Linked DNA regions of Homo sapiens: regions 1 and 3 are each linked to region 2. The links are chromatin contacts, found by Hi-C or POLR2A ChIA-PET in ENCODE. All regions are on one chromosome and are shown on one strand. Each heading gives the region's core, a stretch centred on a gene start or an enhancer-like site at or near the end of the contact. The rest is flanking DNA. Distances are from core to core; before and after follow the strand shown.

Evidence for each region. A loop is a pair of places that touch in the nucleus more often than their neighbours do. ChIA-PET counts read pairs that join two places held with the same protein, here RNA polymerase II (POLR2A). Pooled maps may share reads with other maps.
Region 1: a loop to region 2 is called in a map of MCF 10A, with 5 times the contacts of the local background. The contact joins two enhancer-like sites. A Hi-C loop is called at or near these places in 3 of 168 maps with a recorded cell type or tissue (MCF 10A, PC-9 and Ramos), 6 of 37 single-sample maps with no recorded cell type and 13 of 50 pooled maps. POLR2A ChIA-PET finds 5 or more read pairs at or near these places in 2 of 52 experiments (A673 and CD4-positive, alpha-beta T cell).
Region 3: a pooled map shows a loop between it and region 2 (3-fold over the local background). The contact joins two enhancer-like sites. A Hi-C loop is called at or near these places in 2 of 168 maps with a recorded cell type or tissue (CD4-positive, alpha-beta T cell and HepG2), 1 of 37 single-sample maps with no recorded cell type and 1 of 50 pooled maps. POLR2A ChIA-PET finds 5 or more read pairs at or near these places in 1 of 52 experiments (activated CD4-positive, alpha-beta T cell).

Annotation. Positions count from the first base shown.
Region 1 is chr2:177,723,250-177,726,172 of GRCh38, reverse strand. All of the region lies in intron 12 of PDE11A (phosphodiesterase 11A), which reads left to right. It overlaps PDE11A-AS1 (PDE11A antisense RNA 1), which reads right to left. Exons shown (of 5, transcript NR_136171.1): 5 at 2,884-2,923. Among named protein-coding and RNA genes, the nearest start is that of PDE11A-AS1, 51 kb to the right of the region's middle. Within about 2 kb of position 1,337, at least 2 of the 41 ENCODE cell types and tissues checked have a DNase peak (open chromatin) inside an H3K27ac peak, as active enhancers do.
Region 2 is chr2:177,147,537-177,150,633 of GRCh38, reverse strand. All of the region lies in intron 1 of LOC105373760 (a long non-coding RNA gene), which reads left to right. Among named protein-coding and RNA genes, the nearest start is that of MIR4444-1, 64 kb to the left of the region's middle. RefSeq lists an enhancer at 1,536-2,259. Within about 2 kb of position 1,558, at least 2 of the 41 ENCODE cell types and tissues checked have a DNase peak (open chromatin) inside an H3K27ac peak, as active enhancers do.
Region 3 is chr2:176,471,812-176,474,832 of GRCh38, reverse strand. No RefSeq gene overlaps it. Among named protein-coding and RNA genes, the nearest start is that of NRAL, 34 kb to the left of the region's middle. RefSeq lists enhancers at 1,286-1,355, 1,446-1,555. Within about 2 kb of position 1,471, at least 3 of the 41 ENCODE cell types and tissues checked have a DNase peak (open chromatin) inside an H3K27ac peak, as active enhancers do.

The DNA of each region.
Region 1 (2,923 bases), core at 88-2,587, 580 kb before region 2:
AGGAGTGAGCCATCAAGTGAGAAAGGAAGGTGCTTTGAACCATGAGGCTTAATAGCTCAAGTAACAACCATTGCTTGGAAAAAAAAAATCTTCATTTTGTTTTTCCATATCCTACCTCAGTAAACAAGGTATAATGTTTTGTGTACAGATTTCATATGTCTGGCCCACAGAGGACATTCAATAAAAAACTTTTTAACCCATTATTTGGGAAAACCTATGGATTTATGCGAATTGCCAAAATAAGTAAGTAGGAACCCTGTTCAATGAAGGAAAAAGAAATGGCTGTGACATTTTTGAGTTAGAAATGTCAAGGACAGAGACAGATTTTTATAACAAACCTTAAAATAGTTGGAATAGGGGAAACTGGCAAGAGCAGCAGGGTCACAGTGGACACTTAGGAGCAAAAGGAAATATATATCCAGTTTTCTGCAGTGGGTATTTCCATTATATGGGCAATTTTGATCCTTTCCAAGAAATTGAAGAGAATAGAATTCTTAAACTATGTCACCACAATGGGGATGCTCATATCGTCAGAATATTTCCAGGGTACAGTTGTTTTTGCAAGTATGCTCAGCAATCTTGAAGAGCAGCATTGTTGGAGAAGGCTTAGGTTTTGTTTTTTTGCATTCATGCTAACACAGAAAGAGGAGACTTCATTGTCAAATTTCTCTAAGGAGGGTGGGTGGAGGAGATCACAAAACAAAAACATGACTTCAGAAAGAATACAACGTTATTTTGTTCTCCTTCACATTGTATTGAGTAGCCACATCTGGAAAAGATAGTATTTTCTGCTCATTAAATTTTGTTGAACTTAACTAAGGGTTACAGTCAGTTAAAAGTGTCAACATTTGTTTCTCTCTAACGTAAGTATCTTCTCCAAGCTTGACTCTGGTCAATCTGGTTAATCAGAATTTTTTAATTAAGAAAATAATTACAGAAGTAACAAAGACGACTCAATCAGTGTAGCTAAAAATAAATTTAACTCGCTCATCAATTCTCATCTCTGGAATGTGACTCGGCCTATGGTAAAATGATGCCCTATTTCTTACCACCAATGGGCACTCATGCTTTTGGCACTCCTGAAGATTCTAAAAGCCTTTCAATGTTTTGATCTTATCAGTGATTAAAATTCCATTCCAGTGATCTCATATTTCCTGTCTGTGGGTTGTGTTAGAACCAAAATTCTCTATTAATCTGGGGGGAAAAAAGAAAGAAAAGAAAAGAAACTCACCATGTACCAACCATTGGATTCAACCTGGGTCATGTCATAAGGCTAAGAAAGCACAGCGTGTGTGTGCTGAGGCTTCCTCTAGATGGCGCTCCAAGGCAAAGTTTCTCAGCTGGTTTCCAGAAAAGGGGGAAAAAACCTTACCCACCTTCCTTGAAAGTGCTTCTTTTCTTCTAGCACAGGGAATACTGAGGTACACACCCCACCACAAAATAAATGTTTTTCCTAAAAGAGATAGCAACAAAACCAGTCTGTCGGAAAAGAGCATCTCCCATCAGGATGGGCCTGTTTTATGACTGCCACCTTGCATACCGTGCTGTTAAAGTGAATAATAGTGTTCTCCGTGTGACCTTAAATCTGTGATTGTGTATTTTTCCAAGCCTATTGTCTCTGGGAATGGGGAAATGCATAGTTGTGTGTCACTGCTGAACAAATTTTGGCACCACGTACAACAGGACAAGCAAATTATAAATATATGCCCCAGCTTCCTAACCTTTAACCCTAAAATCACTTCACGGGTGGAAAATAAACTTATTGACTCAGCATTGTGTTTTGCAAAAGTATTCAGGTTCATGTGTAGGTAACAAAGCGGTTTTGTTCCTTTAGAAATTAAAAAAAAAAAGAACTACTGTGTAGGACAGGCAAATTGATATAAAATGATGAACATTTTATTCACTGGGAACCCTGTTAATGACTTATTAATTTGTTCCATGCCTCTGGTCTGAAATTTCACATTTATAAATTTGAAAGCTTCAATGTTATTCTTTGTTTTTAAAAAGATATTTAGATAGTTAAAATTTCCCAAATACTTTGAATTCCTCTGACAAATACAGTAGGTAGTGACAGTTATTATTTGTGGTTAAAATGAGGAAGAAAACCTGCAGATGAATGATCATCATATAAATTTTCTTTACTAATAGAAGTTTATAGAACAAATATTCCATCATGCACATACATAATAAATAAATTATAACTATAAATACATGATAAAAGATGAGGGACATATTTCTTATATTCACGATGTAGACTAGATATCGGAAATGACTCTGCTTTTGTTTGTATTCTGTAAAATAAAAGGCATGTAGTGGTGCCAAGGTTGCAGAGACATTTTTTTCGGTTTTATAAATGATGTATGAGCTCTGACAGATTTTCCAAGGGGAAAAAAAAAGATTTCTTTAAGAGTCAGTATTCTTTACTATCCCATAAATGTACTCATTAGCACTTTGAGCCATGCCCTGCATCCTGTAGGGTATCAATAAAGATTAATTGAATGAGTGAATTTAGTTTAGGGTAATATTATTCAAGGAACCATGTTGCTCAGTGTCCAGTTAAAAAAAGCTATAAAATGGTGAACAACTATTATTGCTTGAAATCTTGTTCTTTCTTCATATCACACTAAGGTTCAGCTAGGGTTCATATAGAATATTATGATCTTGCAGAATTCACTGGATATGAAAAGAGAAGAGCACATGATCACATTAAAATTTATGGTGGTGCAGGCAGCGTGGCGCTGGTGGGGAATTGCAGTTAAACACTAATAATAACCAAGTATCACAGCAAACACATTGACACCCCCTGACATTTACTGGGGGCTTCTTAAATCTTAATGTGGAGGTAGCGTGTTTAAATCCATATTTGTGTTGTCAACAAGGTTATTTTCAGAGATAAGCCAAACCATTTTATTGATAATTCAAA
Region 2 (3,097 bases), core at 309-2,808:
TTTAAATAGGTCAGGTGAACTGAAAAAACAAAGAAACAGTTATTACCAGATCTCCCATTTCCCCTAGCTCTTCCACTTCATTGTTGCAATCTTAGCGAAATGCAGTCAGCTTGCATATTTTCCTGCATCGGTCCTTTGATCAGTAAAGTAATTTCTTTTCCTTCCTTTGTGCAAATCTTTTGATTATAGTAAGTTCATTCTTTAAAGACCAAACGTGGTAAAAAATATTAACAACTTGAATAATTTTAGCAACTATCTAAAATAACTTATTTTGCAGGGGATAAAACTAGAAATATTTACTTTTATAAAGTGAATCATCAAAATATAATACAACCAGTAATAAGATCATAGTGTATCATATATTTTAATAACAACATATAAGATAGACACAGTGTAGTATAGAAGTTCAGGGTATAGGCTCTGGAGTCAGAAAGACCAGGTTCAAATTTCAGTTCCACTTCTTACTGCCCATGTCAATGTGGTGAATTTCTTAACCTTCTAGAAGTAGCTTTCCTCAATTATAAAATAAGGATAATAGTAGTATCTATTTTAATAGGGCCATTGTGACCATCAAGTAAAAAACCTCAATAAATGTTAGTTGTTGTTGATATATTTAGCACATCCAAAGGGTAGAATAACCAGAGTATTTATTAACAAATCTTGTCAGAGATAGTTATCTGCTTATGTTATAGCTATTTATTCAACATTTAATAGGCTCCTCTTCTGAGGCAGAGGTTGTGGATCAGACAAAAGTACAATTTGTGGAGGTAAGACAATTAGAAAATTATGATCAAGTGGCAATGTTAAATAAAATATATTTGAAAACATAAAGTAGGAAGTGATTGCAGAATGTGGATCAATTGAAGGTACAACTTTCTAGGAATTGTATTTTGAATTTGATCTCAAACGAGGTAATAGCCACAACTTTGCCACGAAGAAAATTGAAGTTCTTTCTTCCAGAAAATGTGTGCATGTAAAGAATAGAAGGAAAAATGAGTACGACCTCTTTTGGGGGATAATAGGAATGGAAACTGTGAATGGAATGGGTGAAGAAGGGAGACATAATTGGTGGAATATTTTATAAACAGCTTTTCTTAAGACTCATATTTATTAGATGGTAGGAAAAATAAAAATTCAGTTCCATTTGGATTGGCTTACTGAATTATAAACTTATTAAGGCAAAATGTGACCAATCTGGCAGATTAAAGAAAAGTGGTAATATTTTGGCAAAATAAACTTTCTATATTTTCCTTTTCTTAATAAAGATATAAATAATAAAGCACTTTGACATTTCAGAGATTTGAAATTTATATTGAAAAACCACTCTTGAAATTCCTGTCAGTCATTTGAATCATTTGCTTCTTTTGTCATCTTCTTGTTACTTTTTTTTTTTTTTTTTTAAAGATAAGACTCCTTCCCTATTGCTTCGACTATAGTTAGTATTTTCTAGGTTGGCTGTAGGGATTGTTCCCTGAAGCTTATATACCTCACCACGCGTTGACGACTCCCCCAGGTCAATAGAATCCACTAGGTGGCGCCCAGGTCTACTGCCGCGTCTCGTCTCCGCTGGGCGCAAATCTTGGAACAGCTGTGGATGTTCGAGGAGTGGTTGGAGAGATCAATATGATCCATGTGGAGCAGCTTCCCTACCGTCTGCTCCAAAAGGCTGTAAGCCTGGTGTCCTTCAAACTGTTACTGTAATGAAATACCCGAATATGGACAATGATGGTGTGGTTTTGAGTACGAGAAAGCCTGCGGTTTTGCTTCGTGAGACTTAAAGACGAGCAGGCAGACAGGCATCCATCCAGCTGCAGTTCATAGCCGATGCCCCCGACAAGTAGCAGGCTGGCGACTGAGAAGCTCCCCAGAAGCTACCTTTAATGCCCAAAGATTGATTTAGGCAATGACACTGCAATGTACGGAAGGGGAAAAAGGGACGAGAGGAAGGTATCAAAAAGAGGGAGATTATTTCAATATTAACTTGAGTGCAGGCATAATTCGCTCTCATTTCTGGCAGGCAATTGAGCACTCTGCTTCATATGCAAAATCGAGGGTACATTCTGATGTAGATTTCAGATAGCGGGAAATGAAGGTATTTTGTTTTTCTTTTAAATTGCATTGGGCAATTTCCTTTCTTATATGAAACGCTGTAGGCTTTGTACAATTATTTTATACGTTATTACCATTCTTCTAAAAAGGGACAGCTTTTTTCTTTCCAATTTAAAGTAGTGGATAATGACTTTGGCAGCATTTTCCTGCCTTTTTCAAGTTTATGGAACCCATTCCTCATCATTAGGCTGAAGATGCAGATAAGAAAGGACGAGCCTTTTTCTGGAGCTTGTCACATCAATGTTGCTTCTTAGGTGATTAAAAAGAAAGCAGCGAGGATCTTGGAGAAAACGTCTGACAAAAGGTAATGGAAACCCAGAAACAGACGAAAACCGGTGATAGATTAGGCAAACCTTCTCTGCTAAGTGCATGTGTGCATTTCAGCTCAGGAACAAAAATAAGACCCTGTTCTACGGAGGCTCTTAAAAAACTGACCTGTGCTGGCCCCACACGCTAAGGTTTATTTGAGGCGCCCGAAGGTGATTAGATCCAGGAGGAGGCGTTTTTCTGCAGTTTAGCTTAGGAACTCAGAGCCAGCCAAATGCTTACTGCAGCTGCTTGTTGGCTGGTTCAAAGGTATAGAGCTGCTTTAATTAAAATCGGCAGGCGCGTTTTGATTTTGGTCAAAATAGATTTTGTTATTTTTAAACTTCCTGTGGAATTAAAAAAAAAGTATTTTTATTCCCTTTTCTTTTGTCCAGCATTCTTATTCCCATTTCCATCCTCTGCTATCATAATAATGGGAGGGGGTTCAGTATGGAATTCTAAAAATCTCCCCAGGTTTATCTCTTCAGGGATACGCGATGGTCCAACAAAAACATCTTTAGCACAAATGTAGCTTGGAGTATATGGAAATTGTGTAGTAGTCACAGAGGTATTTCTTAAAAATATCTTTGCTAATAATTTTGGTAGGCTAGAAGTAGATGAGTGAACATGATATTCAACTATGGAAGGTATTTTGCCTGGTGTTCAGTTGGTTTATTGTTTT
Region 3 (3,021 bases), core at 222-2,721, 680 kb after region 2:
TCATCACCTCTTGCCTGGATCATGGCAGTGGTCTCCTGATGTTCTCCCTGCTTCTACTCTTGCCCCTCTACAATCCCTTCCCAACACATTGCCAGGAATGATTTTGTTACCTACAACTCAGATCATATCACTACTCTGCTCAAAACCTCACAATGCTGCAACCCACTCAGAGTAAAAACCAAACCTCTCAATAGCAAGAGGCCTCCCATGACATACACCCAATGCCATGCTGTCAACCCATGCCCCTGAGCTCCCACCAAGGTACCAAGATTCCACCCTCCTTGCTGCACCTCCAGCATGGCAGTCATGCTCCTTCCTACGGTTTCCTCTCCTAGAATGTTCTTCCGCATGTCCCGATGGCTTGTCGCCCTTGCTTCATTCAAGTCTCTGCTCAGACAAATATCTGCTTTATCAGTGAAGCCTCCTCCAGCCAGTCTATACACAAAATAAGAAATTCCCTTCCCTTGCTGCTCGTTTGCTTTAGGTCCCCTACCCTGCTTCATTTTCCTGCCTAACATTTATCACTCTCTGACATGCACATTTTTGTCCAGATTTTAGAAATATCTATATTCTTAACTTATTAACATTGTTTATAGTGGGTCTCCCCATGCTAGAATGTGAGCTCCATGAAGGTAAGAACTTTGTCTTGTTCTCCACTGTGTCCCCATTGCCCACGTCAAATTAGCATCTCAGTAAGGATTTGTTAGATGATAAATGAATGACTTAAACGATTCTAAACAGAAGGGGAATAGAATCAGATGGCAGCATTGTTGAGAACAGATTAAAGAAGAGCTAAACCAAGGAGGCCAAGTAGCAGGTCACTTAGTTAAACCAATCCCAATCCGGGCCTGAGCTAATGATGGGGCAGAGGGGAGGGTCGGCGGGATGGAGGGAGGGCAAGAGGTATTGACGAGCTTAACTCTACAAATCTTGGAACTGACTGAATGCAGAGGTGAGTGAGTGAGTGAAGTGGGGAGGACTGCTGGTTTGCAGGAGCGAAACAGAGGGGCATCGTTCACTGAGTTCCACTAGGACAGGCTAGGAGGAGGATGGTTGGGGGCGGGGGTCAGAGGAAGAGGAGGGGTTGAGATTTCCACCTGGTGACCTCTGCTCACAGTGTGAAATAGATTTTTTAAAGTTTGCTGAAAATAAGGGAGGTGTAATGAAACAAGAAAAAAACTACTGTGAAGGCTAAATGAGAAAGCTCCTAAGTGCTACATTAAAGGACAGACATCAAGGGCAGCCTTGAAAAGAGAAAAGTCTCACTGCCAAGTCTTGGGCTTGGGTGTGAATCCAGCATGTGGTGAATACAGGCTGACCTGGGGAAGGATCCAGGCCTGCGCTTATATCTCACCTCGGGAAACTGACTCCACCTTGTTGAGCCTCACTTTTTGTACGAAAAGGGATGAGCAGGTTCTAGCATGCCCAGCCAAGGTGCAGCTGAAATAAGATTAACATGCCTGAAACTGGCACAGAGCCTGGGCCTGGTGGATCCAGACTGTGTGGGGCTCAGAGTGCTTACAATTTGGAGAGCACTGTCTAAAGACTAGAAGAGAAAGTGAAAGTGAATGCGTACTTAGAAAGAGAAAAGGAATCACCATAAATTACATATTTTTAAGCTGCCAAATGCCATATGCATCACAAAATACAGAAAAATAACCCAATATTTTTATTAATAGCCTGATGAACCTCCATAATATTTTTCCCATATTTGGCTGCACAGTCTTTATCACTTCTTTATATGACAATGATTTTGTAATATGATTTTTATAGAGAGAATAAAAAGATAATTTAGCCTTTGCTCTACTTCAATTGAACAAAACTTGTTTTATATTATTGATAGCTGGATGCATTAAGCATTAAACACAGCCATATTTCTGTTTATAATATGGCTACGGGTTTGTACCCTAAAAATACAAGAATTGTGATCCATTCTATTTCTCACATTTTTCTCACGTTTTTCTCACACCAAGAAAAATGTATGGTGGGTTTATACACGGCGATTTGTGTTTCATTATTAAGTATATTCCTGACAGAAAAGAGCTTCCGTTTTCACCAGTCATTGATGACACCAGATTCTGCCTCTGTACATTTCAAATCTTGTGTCTCCCTCATCGGTCACCTATTTCTGATGCTGATGCCAGGCCCTGTAGAGCGTGTTGCTGTTGTGATACAACGCCTGGGCTCTGAGTTTTGTCCCCCATGCTGGGTGTCAGCCGGTGGACAGTACATGTATTCTGGGAAGCTGTCTCTACACTGGGATGGTTAGCAAGAACATAACTGGGCATGAAGTGACTGCAGACCAGGAAACCAAAACCAAATGTTGTCCCAACCCAATTTCCCTTAACGAGGTCCCCAAAATACTAGTGGCCATCTTTAAACACACCCACTACTCAATACTAAAGGAAGTACCTATCAAAAGGGGAAGTAGGAGCAAACAAAAACAGTGATCATAACTAACTGCACTTAAATATCTTATTTTTCCAAACTTTACAAAACACGTGGCCATGTGAACATATTACTTAGGTGCTACAGGGTCTTGGAAAGGATCTGTGCAAATGTGGGCCCTAAAGCTCAAGGTTCATTAGCCTCATGGTAAACCTGCATCTAGTTGTAACCATAACAGGCATTCAACAAATCAGCGTCCCCTCTTCCTCTCCCATAAGCTGTTCTGTCACAGTGCCTTCCAGGACTCCTGTGCCCAGCACCCAGCACACAGCTGTGCCTGCAGGTGTGCTCAGCCAGTATTGATAGCCACTGGATTTTATTTACCATGCTCAACTGACTTAACTACACTTTGGATGGGTGTTTATTTGGAGTAGGTTGATTTTCTTAAAAATAGGTTTGATATTTGTAATACTTTATCTGGAATTATTTCTTAAAACGTAGTCTAAAATAACCATAGTCATTGAATAAAAGAGTTGGGGGCTGGATTTTGAAATCTAAATATACCCCATGAGAATAATGCTGTCATAATACATTCAACTAACATTTCATTTACATCAATGGCATATAGACACA